Linked DNA regions of Homo sapiens: region 1 is linked to region 2. A link is a loop called in an ENCODE intact Hi-C map of the cell type or tissue named here. Cell type or tissue: thyroid gland. All regions are shown on one strand. Each heading gives the region's core, and the rest is flanking DNA. Links, peaks and the distances in the headings are about the cores only.

Evidence for each region. Peaks named below come from ENCODE experiments on the same cell type or tissue, not always from the same donor. Only the 100,000 strongest peaks of a DNase experiment are listed, where the experiment ranks them.
Region 1: a loop joins it to region 2, with 4 times the contacts of the local background. A loop is called at or near these places in 20 of 110 quality-filtered maps.

The regions. Positions count from the first base shown.
Region 1 is chr10:24,555,872-24,558,787 of GRCh38, reverse strand. No RefSeq gene overlaps it. Among named protein-coding and RNA genes, the nearest start is that of ARHGAP21, 170 kb to the left of the region's middle. RefSeq lists a silencer at 1-167. In thyroid gland, for the core only: a CTCF peak has its summit at 1,433 (motif pointing right); no DNase peak of the experiment used is centred there.
Region 2 is chr10:23,157,393-23,160,308 of GRCh38, reverse strand. No RefSeq gene overlaps it. Among named protein-coding and RNA genes, the nearest start is that of PTF1A, 33 kb to the left of the region's middle. RefSeq lists an enhancer at 2,835-2,916. In thyroid gland, for the core only: a CTCF peak has its summit at 1,780 (motif pointing left); DNase peaks (open chromatin) are centred at 1,728 and 2,108; H3K4me3 peaks cover 599 bases; H3K27ac peaks cover 921 bases.

The DNA of each region.
Region 1 (2,916 bases), core at 112-2,611, 1.4 Mb before region 2:
TTTGGTTAGCTTACCTGAGTAAGGACCTTCCCCAGTTCATACATTTTTTTCCTTTAGAGACAGGGTCTCACTCTGTTGCCCAGGCTGGTGTGCAATGGTGCGATCAGGGCTCACCACAGCCTCCACTTTCTGGGCTCAAGTGATCCTCCAGCCTCAGCCTCCTGAGTAATTGGGACTACAGGCACACACCACCATTTTCTTTTTTTTATAGAGACGATGTCTCGCTACGTTGTTCAGGCTGGCCTCGTATTCCTGTGCTCAAGTGATCCTCCTGCCTTGGCCTCCCAAATAGTGCTTTTTAATCCACATACTTTTTAATCCACACACTTACAGCTTCTAGCTCCTTCAGCCCTGCGGTGGACAGCAAGACTTCCTCCAGAAATTCCAAAATGTGGAAATGAAAGAACAGCAAACTCATGGTCAGCAGACCGCCTCCCGGGGATTCCCATTCCTGCCCCATGGAGTTTGAATTCCCAGAAAATTCTACTTTGGATCTGCCCTCTGACACTTGGCATTCCACCACCGGACACTTGATCCTTTGATTAAATTGTTGCCCTCTTCCTATTGCCCTAACATGCTTGGAAAGGAACATCAGTTTTCTGGTATCTCAGTTTATCACTTCCCCCAAAGATAGAAACGATGGAAGGCACAGAGGAGTTCTGAAAAGAAGCCCCAAGCTGAGGACAAATGCCAACTGCCTCACGTTTTCATTCGGGGCTACAGCTGCATATGGCTGGTACATTTACATTTAAAAACTTTTAATTGGCAAATAATTATATATACTCAAGGGGTACATAGGGATGGTTTGATATATATATATGTATATATATGGTATATGGTATACCATCCCTATGTATATATATATAAACCACCCCTATGTGTGTGTATATATATGATATATGGTATACCATATTATATATGTGTGTATATATGGTATATGGTATACCATATATATATATATATATATATGGTATAATGATCAGATCCAGGTGATTAACATATCCATCATCTTCGACATTTCTCGTTTGTGTTAGGAACGTTCAATATCCTCCTTCTGGCCAGGCGCGGTGGCTCACGCCTGTAGTCCCAGCACTTTGGGAGGCCGAGGTGGGCGGATCACGAGGTCAGAAGTTCCAGACCAGCCTGGCCAACATGGTGAAACACCCTCTTTACTAAAAATACAAAAATTAGCCTGGCGTGGTGGTGGGCGCCTGTAATCCCAGCTATTCGGGAGGATGAGGCAGGAGAATCACTTGAACTCGGACGGCATAGGTTGCAGTGAGCTGAGATCATGCCATCGCACTCTAGCCTGGGCGACAGAGCAAGACTCCATCTCAGGAAAAAAAAATCCTCCTTCTAGCTATTTGAAACTATATAATACAGCTGCAGCAAAAACTGAGATAAAGTTGAGAAATTCAACGAGGTGCACAAGTTCCAGATGACCACCAGATGGCAGGAGGTGAACAGTATTTTCCTGAGATGCAGCCTCTTAAAGGAGTCTTCAATCTCAAGTCTTAAAGAGTGTTAAATGTGGATGGTGTGAACAGTAGGAACTACGTGCCCCTCATACCTCGTCCCCCAGCCTGCACCCCACAGAAGAATATGAACCTACCTGACTTTTGGCAGGTCCTGCCTTGGGGTCCTCTGTGTGTAATACAGACATTGATTCCTGCACTTGATAATTTACTGACCACCACTCACCCCCACTGTCTGCTTTAGTTTCCACTAAGTGCTGTGAAGGAGGGTGAACTCATAGAGGGTGAGATCCAGGTTTCCTGGAGTGAGCAGCGTGTGAGCTGAGATCAGGATGAGGAAGTGGTGGGGTGAACATTCCAGGCACAGGAAGCAGCTTGTGGCTGGGGCTTGAGGAGGAGCAGACCAAAGAACAGGGTGGCTGGGCCAGAGGGAGCCGCGGGTAGGTGGGCGAGGCGCCCACTGAAAGATAGGGAGACGCCAGATTCCGTGGGGCAGGGATGCCACGCTTGACCTTGGGAGTGTCTCCTTTGAGGGATTTTAGACAGAAGGGGCAGGAAGAGGTCAGGGCCCCTTTCTCTGGAGTCACTCAGTGAGCGGACATTCTTTTTGCAGGAGGGGGAAAGTGTGCTAGGCCTGGCAGGGCAACTTCTGCTGTGCAATGGATTCTATTCATTTGTGAGACTGAAGAATGTGCAGCTGCAATCACTGTACAATGATCTAGTTATTCCTGAACATCTTCTTCCCTGACTCCATTTCCAAGTAAGTTAGCCAACTGTTTGAGAATCAAACAGCTCAGCTAAGCCTTCTTGGCTTAGCTTCCTAGAGTTGATGTCAGGTGAAAAAAAGCACTTCTCAGAAAGGAGTAGAGACCTCCTTTTCCAGCCCAGAGGACACCAGGGATATGAGGAAGGAGGCGGCTGAGGCCCCAGACTCAGACCCTGGTGTGTGTGGTCAGATGAGCTCAAAACCACAAAGGAGATAACACTCAAGGGAGGAGACCAAACAGGTCAAAGACAAATTCTGGCTTCCTTACAGATCTAAGAAATCTTAGGTCTCCGATATGGTTTGGCTCTGTGTCCCCACCCAAATCTCATGTTGAATTGTAATCCCCAATGTCAGAAGTGGGCCCTGTGGGAGGTGATTGGATCACAGAGGTGGTTTCTAATCGTTTAGTGCCACCCCCCAGTGCTGTCTCATGATAGAATTCTCACAAGATTTGGTTGTTTAAAAGTGTGTAGCACTTCTCCCTTTGCTTTCTCTTCTTCCTGCTCCCGCCACGTATGACGTGCCTGCTTCCCCTTCGCCTTCTGCCATGATTGTAAGTTTCCTGAGGCCTCCCCAGCCATGCCTCCTGTACAGCCTGTGGAACTGCGAGTCAGTGAAACCTTTTCTTTGTAAACTACCCAGTCTCAGGTAGTTAGTTCTTTAGCAATTCCAGAA
Region 2 (2,916 bases), core at 238-2,737:
ATCCCCTGTTTCACAGCGCATTTCTGCAGATGAAATGAGTGAACACATCTAGTGCTTAGACCGAGACTGGCACCATGTAAATACCTGCTGTCTCTTAGTTCTTATTTATTATTTTACACCTTGTTCATAAAGATATCATTTATCCATAACATTGAATTACTCCTAGTGTGTGCATTGCATCCTGCTTGGTTCTGGGGCTAGGGAGAGTATTAAGACAAAATTCTTTTCTCAAGGAACTGACAGTTTAATAGGAAAGTCAGATTAAAAATAACTATGGAATTGAATTGGAGCTATAATATATTACAAAGTGTGTGCCACATAAGAGGAAAGATGTATTAGCCCCTCAGGTTGTGGGTAGAAAGGTAAGAGTGTCAAGAAAGAGGTTGGATTTTTTTTCTTTTTTTTTTTTTTTTTGAGACAGGGTCTCACTCTGTCACCCAGGCTGTAGTGCAGTGGCACGATCTCGGCTCACTGCAACCTCCACCTCCCAGGTTCAAGCGATTCTCCCACCTCAATCCCAGTTACCTCCCGAGTAACTGGGATTACAGGCACGCACCACCACGCCCAGCTAATTTTTGTATCTTCAGTAGAGACAGGGTTTCACCATGTTGGTCAGGCTGGTCTCGAACTCCTGGCCTCAGCCTGCAAAAGTGCTGGGAATACAGGCTTGAGCCACGGCGCCCAGCCAAGGATGGATATTTTAAGAACGTGGCTGAAATTCAGATACACCATTTTCCCAGCAGATCCTGGCCTTCAGAATGCCAATAATGGCAAATGCCAGTGGGCAAATGCTGTTGATCTGAACAGAGGGTCTCATAGGTCTGAAGCAGCACAGAACCAGGGAGGATGTGTTCGTCTAGAAACTTCCTAGCAGAGCTAACCCCCATCACAGCATAAGAAGAAACAGTCGGGCGCAGTGTCTCACGCCTGTAATCCCAGCACTTTGGGAGGCCGAGGTGGGCGAATCACAAGGTCAGGAGATCGAGACCAGCCTGGCTAACATGGTGAAACCCCGTCTCTACTAAAAATACAAAAAAATTAGCCGGGCGTGTTGGCAGGCGCCTGTGGTCCCAGCTACTCGTGGTCCCAGCTACTCGCAGTCCCAGCTACTCGGGAGGCTGAGGCAGGAGAATGGCGTGAACCCGGGAGGCGGAGCTTGCAGTGAGCCGAGATCGCGCCACTGCACTCCAGCCTGGGCGACAGAGCCAGACTCCGTCTCAAAAAAATAAATAAATAAATAAATAAAAATAAAAAATGAAAGAAGAAACAGTCACTGTCAAGGCTCCTTTGAAAGCAGATGCTTGAAATGTTCGTTGAAAATAGGAGAAAAGTGATCTGTTCAGTTGGGTAAGTTGTTTAGAATCCTAATTGGTTCTCGAATTCTCTCCCATCCCCTGGCAGGTCACTGTACTTGACCGGATTTTTTTCTCACTGTGTGTCCGCCGTTTCACTTTTTTTCCTAAGCCAAGATCTCTTTAATTATTCTATTCCCTATTAAGTGGGCAATTTTCACACTGTTAAAATACCTCGCCACAGCAGTATTATTTGTTTGTTCATAGTCTGTGGGCTAAGAAAATACGGAATGTGCATTTCTGGTGCTAGGATTACTTCTAATTTTTTAAGTGTCTCGGGTGGTGGGAGGGGAGGGAAGGGTGTTCAATGGGTTTGATTAAGCAGCTTCCCAAAGAGGAAAAGCAAAGCAGCAGTGAATGAAGGGTTCTAAAGCAGTCATTTGGCTCCCTCTGGTGGGCTCTTGCAGAACTCATCCCCCCCTCATAAACAATCCTGTCGCGCATCAACTCACTTATTTGGAAAATAGAAAAATGCAACGAAACAGTCTGTTAACACAAATCCTTGGCTAAATTCCAAGGATGAAGGAATTGACTGAGGACTTTAGGTCAATTTAGGCAGAGCTAAAGCAAAATTCAAGAGATACAATTGATTCAGTTCCACTCTATGCAAAATAGATATGGCATTTTAGCAATATTTGTATATTAATTTTGGTAGCTACCATTTTTCTTCCATAGTGCCTTAGTCTACAACACAAAGTCCATTCAATACATGTCAGGATCTTGCCTTCCCCCACCACCCCCCACAATTGCTCAAAAGACTTGTAAAGGTGAAGGTCGCCCTCTAATGGTTTGGATGAGTCACACATGTGAAATTTTTTGTCTTAGTTTAGACACCTCAAACAGAATCTACCGTTTAGAATTCGAGAACCCTCCTCCCACCGCTAATATTAGTTGCACATTTCTAGTTGGTTGATAAGGGATATTTAATAATTTTAAAACCACATTAAGTTAATGCATACTTTGCATTCCAACTCTGTGTGTGTGTGCGCGCGCGTGTGTGTGAAATTTCTAAACTACAGCTGGTCGGTGGGGTATGGATCACTGAGGTTTACCTGCCCTTGCTGTGGGAGGCGACAGGGGCTTTGCAGCTCAGCCCTGTCCTGACACAAGAATGCTGTGCCTCTCAGGTGTCTAGGGAGCCCACCCCCTGGACAACAGAAGCAAGTGTAGCAAGATCCCCCAAAGCTCCTGGGTGCTTATTTCCACCTGCGGGACCCTCTTCAGCCCCCAGGACTCTGCCCTCCCCGGTTGACCAGAGGACATTTCCTGCCTGCCTTTTTACGACGCTGCATAATTAATTACACGGGACCATCCGGTGCCTGGAGCTCACCGCTCATTATGATGACAGAGTCATGGGCCGTCAGGCAGGGGCATTTGTTTTTGGACGCACTTGGCTGCCCATAGTCCTTGACTCTAGTGTGCTTAGTGTGGCGGTGCAGTGAGGGCGTTCAGAGGCTGAGTTCTGCTGATTGCAGCAAGATGGACCATTCGCATCAGCTCAAGGTCATCTCGTGGGTGACCTCGCAAACCCAACCACCTGAGAGTTGGTCGCTCACGTTTAATG